2 separate regions of the Mus musculus genome follow, and region 1 is linked to region 2. Evidence: chromatin loops called from intact Hi-C (ENCODE). Cell type or tissue: heart. All regions are shown on one strand. Each heading gives the region's core, and the rest is flanking DNA. Links, peaks and the distances in the headings are about the cores only. Region 1 has its middle 8.6 kb from the start of Gm46811. Region 2 overlaps Tpm3 (tropomyosin 3, gamma).

What was found. A loop is a pair of places that touch in the nucleus more often than their neighbours do. Peaks named below come from ENCODE experiments on the same cell type or tissue, not always from the same donor. Only the 100,000 strongest peaks of a DNase experiment are listed, where the experiment ranks them.
Region 1: it touches region 2 in a loop (2.8-fold over the local background); 4 of 42 quality-filtered maps call a loop at or near these places.

What each region holds. Positions count from the first base shown.
Region 1 is chr3:89,861,307-89,865,693 of GRCm38, reverse strand. No RefSeq gene overlaps it. Among named protein-coding and RNA genes, the nearest start is that of Gm46811, 8.6 kb to the left of the region's middle. In heart, for the core only: a CTCF peak has its summit at 1,864 (motif pointing left); a DNase peak (open chromatin) is centred at 1,863.
Region 2 is chr3:90,075,526-90,079,912 of GRCm38, reverse strand. All of the region lies in intron 2 of Tpm3 (tropomyosin 3, gamma), which reads right to left. Among named protein-coding and RNA genes, the nearest start is that of Tpm3, 5.1 kb to the right of the region's middle. In heart, for the core only: CTCF peaks have their summits at 1,537 (motif pointing right) and 2,301 (motif pointing right); DNase peaks (open chromatin) are centred at 362, 2,442 and 2,782; H3K4me3 peaks cover 1,515 bases; H3K27ac peaks cover 1,557 bases.

The DNA of each region.
Region 1 (4,387 bases), core at 141-4,140, 210 kb after region 2:
CTGGACTCACGGTGTCTCTGATTATCATGAAATCATTAACGTTAACAGGGAGGACATTCCTTGGAGGAACATGAAAATATGTTCATTATTATACAAACAAGCCTTACTCCCACAGCAGCCGTCAACTCTCGTGGAGGCCCACGCCTGCTGGCCCTGTTCCAGGGGCAGGAACCATGTCGTTTTGTCTCTATCAAGGCCATGCCACAGCTGGTGGCAAGAAGTGTGCAAAGGCCCCCAACTCAGATGAAGCTGGGGTTGGGTGGCACCCACTGCCCTTCACTTGGACCCCTGTTCCCGAAGCACAGCTGTTCTTCTCCACCCCAAGGCAGGTGCTGTTTCCTTAGTATGAGCTCTGGTCCCATAGCTGTTGGTGACCTTGATGCCCCTTTCTGCAGCCGTGTGCTCTCCAACCCTGAACCACTCTCTCCAGCAAGGATCCCTGTGTCCTCATTTGGTTTGCTAAACTGAGGCTGGCAGCCGGCCAACTGGGAGTCTGATCCCCCGGGCAAAGGCATAGCACTTTCAGGGGTGACTTTGAAGAGGTCTGAGCACCAGGGGAGGTCACAGAGAGGAAGGACAGAAATCGGTTCCTTAAATTTTTCTCCCCTTTGGTTTTTCTGAGATACGGTTTCTCTGTGTGGCCCTGGCTATCCTAGAACCTGCTCTGTAGATCACAGCTGGCCTTGAACTCAGAGATCTGTCTGCCTCTGCCTCCAGAGTGCTGGGACTAAAGGTGTGCGCCACCACAGCTCCGGCTAGATCCTTAAACTGAACCAGGGGCTTCCCTTTCACCTCTGGACTTGCCGTGAGACTTTGATGCTTAGTTTGTATACACTTTAATGGACCTTTGAAAACGCCTCCCATTCTGTCCGGGATCGCAGGGCTCTGTCACATGGAGTACAGGAGGGCAAACAACCTTAAGAGCCCAACCTGAGAGTCTGAGTTGGATCTTACAGAGGCAGCAGAAGACAAAGTTTTGATTCTGGAAGTTTCTAACTATTTCCCTTAAGTTCCATTCCCAGCTCTGCTGGCCTCTTTGGGGGGACCTGCACACATGTGACAGGCACAGACAAATAAAATAAAATAAAATAAAATAAAATAAAATAAAATAAATAAAATAACATGTGTTAAAATCTTGGACTGGAAAGATGGCTCAGTGGTTAAGAGCACTGGCTGCTCTTACAGAAGGTTAAAGTCAATGGAAAACCCAGAAATCTCGGAAATGTTCATGCGGAGCGCTTGGAATAAAATCACAGCCATTTCTGAGAAATATCTCTGTTACTTAAAGTACCTTACTGAGAAGGTCTTACTTAAGGGGAAGAGTCTCCACCACTGGCTTCCTGTGGGTGTGTCTCACGGGGGATTTGTTCCTTTAGATCTCCAGAGATGAAAGGAGACCGAGGGCCCCTTAGGAGACTTTTGTTTTATTTTTTTCTTGACAGAGTCTTGCTATGTAGCCCAGGCTGGCCTGCAGTTCACAGTTCTTGCCTCTCAGCCTGACCCTTGTGGGAGTTACACCCAGCCAGTTTTAAGAAAAACAAGTTCTTGGTTTTATGGGCTGGCCTTCTCAACTCTAGCCCACTTGTGTTCTCAGGACTCCCCTATTCCCCTTGAAATAAACGATCACTATTTCCATTTCTAGCCAAGTGTCCTTGATGCAATCTTCTGGCCTAGGACAACAGCCTGGACCCAGATGCCCTCTGAACTCTGACTTGAAGCCTGAAGTTAATCATGGTTCTTTATTTTCTCATCTCTTTTTTGGATTCTAGTTAAAGCCTAAATATAGTTCTGAGACACTTTGGGTTTTCTTACTGGTTCTTGACCGTCAAGCCAAACTCAAAGGGCAGGACTTCCTCCTTCTGGCAGCTGACGGGATCTCTACTTTCCTGCTTGTTTTTGTTGAGTCAGAGCCCTGGCTGTCCTGGATCTCACTATGTAGACCAGGCGGCTGTTCATGAATTCAGGGAGATCCACCTGTCTCTGCTTCCCAACTGCTGGATTAAAGGTGTATGCTACCACAGCCAGCCTTGCTCCACTGTCTGTCTGTCTCTTTCCTTCTTTCTTCCATTTTTTTTTTAAGATCTATTGATGTATGTTATGTATATGGGTGCTTTGACTGCAGATGTGTCTGTACATCAGAAGTGGGCATCAGATCACATTGAAGATGGTTGTGAGCTGCCTCAGGCTGCTGGTAGTGAAAGTATAACATCGTAAAAACAGAATTCTAGGCCTTTAGGCCCAGGCTTGGGAATGTGGCCTTTGTAAAGGTAATCATAAAAGAAATAGCGACATTCCTCCATCCACCCGCTTCCTGGGTTCAAAGAGTGCTCATTCAAAGAAAGTCACCCAGAACCTGCAATGCAAATGTGCTATTGTTGGGGGCTCTTAAAAACTGTCTTGAGAGTTAACAATTACCAGGTATTCCTTGTGACTCTTGTAACTTTACACTTCCTTGTGACTCTTAACTGGTATCTTTGGTATCTTCCATCAACGCCCTCCCCACTTCCTTAAGTTGTGGTTTCTTCCTTTAAATACCCCCTTACCCAGCTACTCGGGGCGCCACGGTCCTCTACCCCTGCGTGGTGTATGACCATGGGCCCGAGAGCGCTCTTGAATAAAAAATCCTCTTGCAATTTGCAGCAAGACCCGTTTCTTGTGGGTGATTTTGGGGTGTCACCTCTCCTGAGTCAGAACATGGGGGAGTCCTCACGTTGTGGGTCTTTCAGGAGAACCTCTGGAAGGGCAGCCAGTGCTCTTAACTACTGAGCCATCTCTCCAGTCCCTGCTTTACTGTGTCTCAACCAAACTACAATACGAGGTTTTCTGGAGCTTCCAAAACAACAACAAAAACCAAAGCAAGATCCCTAAACTAAGTTCTTTCTTTCTTTCTTTCTTTCTTTCTTTCTTTCTTTCTTTCTTTCTTTCTTTCTTTCTTTCTTTCTTTCTTCCTTCCTTCCTTCCTTCCTTCCTTCCTCTCTCTCTTTCTCTTTTCTTTCTCTCCTCCTCTTTTCTTTTCTTTCTTTTCCTCCCCCTCCTCCTTCTCGTTGAGTTTTCTCTGAAGCTGAGAGTGACCTTGAGTCCCTGATTTCCTGCTCTTCCTCTCTTCCAAGGACGATAATGTCCTGGGAGTTGGGTGGGGCACTATCTCAGCCAGGCTGTTTGCGGCAGCAGTGCAGGGACCGGTGGCTGCTGTGCAGCTCTTCTTGGGGACAGCTGCCTCGGACCTGAGTTACAACCAGCAAAATGGCCTAAGAACAACATCTGTGAAATCAAAGCGGACCTGGGCTTTCTCTTTCCCTTTATGTGTATTACGTAGCAACATTTTCCGTGAGCATTGTTTCTATAATGAAAGGAAACTTTTCATTAAGAAGCTATAATCTCATCTCTCTTTTTGTCTTTGTTTCATTTTTTGGTTTCCTGAGGTGGATCTCCTATTATGTAGACCCAGCTCTGTAGACCAGGCTGGCCTTGAACTCACAGAGATCCACTTGCCTCTGCCTCCCAAGTGCAGGGATTAGAGGTGAGCGCACTGTGCCCTGCCTCCCTCTGTGTTTTTAGTAGGTTAAACTGTCTCAGAGCAGTTGTCTATGAAGGCCAGGCACAACACAGGCCTGTGGTTCCAGCTCCTTGGAAGGCAAAAAGATTATTTGAGCCCAGGAGTTCAAGGCTAATTTGGGCACCGTAGCCGGACTGAGTCTTTAACAGCCAATTGGGCATCACACACACTAAAATTGAAACAGCACAGAGAAAACAAGTGTGGGCCCTGCCCAAGGATGCAAATGTAAACCCATCTTTATTTTAAAAAACTGACCAACCAAAGAAACCCAGCAAGGGAACAAAGCGATTAGAGTCAAAGTCTCCCAAAGACATTTGTCCTGGAGGGGATGGTAGGTATGAGGTGACTCACGGTACCCTCTACTAAAGCTTGATACTCTGTTTTTAAAAGACAAGGGTTGTAGAAGCGATGTTTTAGGTGGAAACTCAGTTTAAAATAATCCAAAATGAGCACATCTTTGTTAACTCTCTGTCTCTGTCTAACTTATTTCTACTTTTTTGAGAGAGGGTTTCATCATGTAGCCCAGACTGTCCTGGAATGCGTTATGTAGACCAGGCTGTTAATTAGCTCTCAGTGGATGCCTTTTCTTGCCTCTACCACACCGGTTCACTCTTTGACAAGTCAACTGGATTAATCTGCAAGTGCAGTAATGCAGCTTTAAATGTAATTATTTCGAATCTGTTGTCCTATTCCTTTGTACACACGTATCAGAAGGCAAAGTGAGTCATTGAAAAGCCACGGAGGAAGCATTGTGAGTGAATGGTGAGCTCACTGTGACTCACAGTGTGGGGAAAGAAACTGGAACTGACCCTCCAGCCTCAGAGCAGAGCT
Region 2 (4,387 bases), core at 75-4,074:
AGAGGGACGCCGAGCCCTTCCCTGCTGCGCCTCGGCTCTCCGTGCGTACCTGCTCCCGGGCCCGCCTTTCTCCCTCCACTTCCCGCTGGAGGCGCTCGGCCCTTTCCTCCGCATCATCAGCTTGCTGCTGCAGAACCTGGATCTTGCGCTTTACCGCCTCGATGGTGGTGGTCCCGGCCATGGTGCCTACAAGCTGCTTCTGGAAATCAGGTTCCTACCTCCTCCGCTCGGCGTTGTAGCCGCTTTTCACCCTACTTCCGCCTGCTCCGCCCTGAAATACCGGAACTCACTCATACGCCGGGATGTGACGCCGCCGCCACCGCGCGTCCTCCCCCTGCCAAGCAGGCGGGAACGCAGTCCACTCGGGCAGCCCGCAGAAAGTGAAGGGTGGAGCCTCCCAGTAACCCTAGGCGACCACTCAGGGCCGTCTTTCCTTAGTCCAGTAAAGGGGGCGGGGTTTGGTAAGGCTACCATAGTAACTGAGAGGCGCTTCATAGTCTAGCCTCACCCACCAGGCTGTCTCGTAACAATGGCTGTCCCATTTACTAAAATGGTGCTGTCGTGAACACTTACGCAGTTGACCCCTCTCTTATCCGGTGCCTCCCTACCACTGCGTCTGCTCCCGCTCCGCAATTTAAAATATCCCATGTGCTTCCACTTCTACTCAGTCTAGGACAGATTCCAAAACCAGGTTCTGAGACAAGCCTAGACAGAAGACTCTAGCCTTCACCTTGCAAGGAGTCCCAGTGAGGTCCTTTGAAAATCTATTAGGAGGAGCTGTGGATATTGCTCAGTTTGTAAAGCACTAGCCAAGCACATTCGAAGCCCTGGGCTGAATCTCCAGGAGCACTTAAACTAGCCTAGTGGCACGTATCCATAAGTACCATTCGGTACTTAGTGGGTGAGACAGAAAGAGCAGAAATTCAAGGTCATCTTTGGCTACAGGGTGAATTTAAGGCTAGTCTGAGCTACATAAAACGCTGTCTCAAAACAACCCCCAAAACTGTTGAGACAGTTCTCTCCCATCTGGAAGTCAATAAAGGAACTACCAGATGGAAGAGATGGGCAAGTTGGCATTCTGTTAGGATCAGCTCGGGACTTAGGTGTTTTGTTTGAATATCAAGCTTCTCTCCTGTAGCTTTTGAGAGACTCCATACAAATGAGCAGTTAACATGTCACCCTCTTTGACCCCTGGAATGATTTAGGACTTGGTAATTTAATATCTGTGTGCAATCCCTCTTGTAGACAAGATATTTACACCTCTAACATATCCTTGGTGCAACAGCAAAACGATTGTGGAATCTCACCTCTAAATTGTAGTAACTTTCATTAGTTTTACTTTGGCTTTCAGGTACTCCAAAGAATGAGTTAAAAACTACTTCTACAGGACCTACCATTCAGGATTTCTGGAAGCACAACTATAAAGAGGTTTATTTTGTTTTCCCTTTGCTTCTCTAGGTCTTTTGTTTTGTTTTTTAAGATTCATTCATTTATTTATTTTACGTATGAGTGCTCTATCTACATGTGCACCTGCATGCCAGAAGAGGGCATCAGATTACATTATAAATGGTTGTGAGCTACCCTATCTTCGCTGGGAATTGAACCCAGAGCCTCTGGAAAAGCAGCCAGTGCTCTTGACCACTGCGCCATCTCTCTGGCTCCTGCTTCCCGAGTTTTTGTTTGCTTGGCTTTATTTTTGTGTTTTGCGATTGTATCTCAGGTGGTCCTGACTGGCCTCCAACTCACTTTTGTAATTTTGGGTGGTCTTAACCTCTGGGTCCTTCTGTATCAGCTTCCTGAGAACTGAAATTTCAAGTGTGAACTATCACATCTTTATTTCTCTGGATTTCTACTGCCTTCTCAGTAACTAACAATGACAAATCCCTCCTTTGATAAACCTCTTCCCTTCCCTTGAGAAATAGGATATAGAGAGGATTTAGAACTAAGAATATTAACTCGGGGCTGAGGATTTAGCTCTGTGGAGTCTCTGGGTTCAGAAAACACTTATATCTGGTTCTAGGTCTCAGGCTGTTCCTTTCTTTTGGGGAAAAAAAAAAGATTGCTGAACAATGAGACTATTCACAAAAAAAAAAAAAAACTTGAACAAACAATAATTTTCTCAGCAGCGTATCCTGTACACATTGATTACTCCCCACTTCCCCAGGAACTAAGACAGAAGACAAGGTTCTGGCATGCAGGAAAATTGTTTTGATGGCCTAAGTATTTCTCAAGCTTGTTTTGAGTTAAGTTTCATCAGAGGAGCTGCTGGTGAAAATTTTTATCATCTGAGTTCTGACCAGCAGGTGGCACTGTTGTACCTCCCTGAAACCTTAGACCTGCTCAAGGCCAATCAAAGTTGAGACAACACCAAATTGCATTCCAGAGGCCGGTTCCTTTGTACAGATAATCTCCTTGTGATCTAGGGAAGCAGATGAGTTGACTCCCGGTAGCTTTCAGAGGCATGATGGATTGGCAGCCAGAAGACCAACCAGGGCTATTGTTTTCCTAGTGACAAACAATGCAGCATACCAACAGGTGTCTGTGACCATCCCTGTCTCCTATTTCCTCATCCTTCCCAACACTTGTTCCTAAAAAAAGGGTGTTGTGACTCTTGTGTCCAGAGTCCCACCCCTTGCATTCCTCTTTCTCCTATTTGTCCCTAAACAGCTTCTAATTTCATCTTGGCTTAAGAGCATCTTATGGCTGGGATGGTGACCTGCCGCACAAACCTGAGGAACTGAATTGAGTTCCCCAGCATGCACAGAAGAGCCAGCTGTGGCTCTGCGCATCTGCAATCCCAGCACTGGGGGAGGGGCAGGGGAACAGAAACAGGCAGATCCCAGGGCTTGCTGGCCAGCTGGCCTCAGTGAGAGACCCTGGCTCCAAAAACAAGACGGACAGATATACAGGAAGGCATCCAATGCCTATCTCTGCCTCCAGACCCTCACAGGCAAGCACACACATATAAACAATACACACACACAAGGATCTTACACATGGTTACACAAAATATAAATACGTTCTTACTGTCAGCAGAGTGTAGCATAAACATGGTTAAAATTGCATATTTTGGGGCTGGAGAGATGGCTCAGTGTTTAAGAGCACTGACTGCCCTTCCAGAGGTCCTGAGTTCAATTCCCAGCAACCACATAGTGGCTCACAGCCATCTGTAATGGAGATCTGAAGCCCTCTTCTGAAGTATACTCACATACAAGAAATAAATAAGTCTGAAAAACAAAACAAAACAAAAACCTGTGTATTTTGTGTATGTATATTTTGCTACAACTTAAAACTATAACAGTAGCTAATAAACTCTGGGAAGAAAAAACAGGATTGGGCTGACCTTGCCACACCAGTGCCCTCTCTTTGTTCAAGCAGCCCTAAAAAAATCCCACACATTCAGGAAGGCTTCTCAGATAACCAAACTACTAGTGTAGACACGTAGCAGTTGGCTCCCTCATTCCTGTTTACTTATTTATTAATCTCAAGGTCGGAGGCTAAGCTGTTAGCCCTTTTTGTATTAGACAGAGCACCCTCTCCACAATGATGCACACATTCCGATCTTCGTTCTCTAAGTAAACCTCAGCGCTCTTCCCTGGTCCATGCTCTTCTCAGCTCCTACAGACACCCTCCTTGCTTTCTTGTTCTCTTCAAAGCAAAGGTCAGCAAAGTTTTAGTAAAGGGCCAGATGGAATGTCTGGCTTACAGGTCATGTGGACTCTATAGCAGTTATTTTATTGCACAGGAAAAAAAAAAAAACACTAGACATGTGTTCTCATAATACTTTACTTCCAAAACCAGTCTGTGGCAGGCTTAGCCCACAGGTGGTACTTGGAGAAAAGATGCCTTTCTTCCTGCTTCTGTTTCAACAAATTTCCCCCTCTTTTTTGTTTATTTGTTGTAGTTTTGTTTTGTTTGAAACAGATTCTCTCTCTATAGCCATAGCTGTTCTGGAACTCACCATGTAGACTAGGCTGTCCTCAAACAAAGATCTGCCTGCCTCTGCTGCCCTGCCCAGTCAATTTCTTGTTCTTGTATGGATCAATGAGAGGTACTTACTGAGTATGTGAGAAGGTAACAAAGGAGACAGGAGTAAGTTGAGGATTTAAAATAAGACAAAATTTTACATATTTAAATTTTTTTAGCCAGGTAGTGCTGGAACAGAGAGGGAGCAGCTTGTACCGGACAAGACTTTTAGACACTGAGGCTGCCTTTAGTGCTTGTCACCAGATTTGCATCACTAATCTCTGGTATTGTATATTCTAACACTCACTACACTGAGACTTTGAAAGAGGACAGCCTGGGCTAAAGAATGGCTCGGCGGGTAAGAGCACTGACTGCTCTAACAGAGGTCCTGAGTTCAAATCCCAGTAACCACATGGTGGCT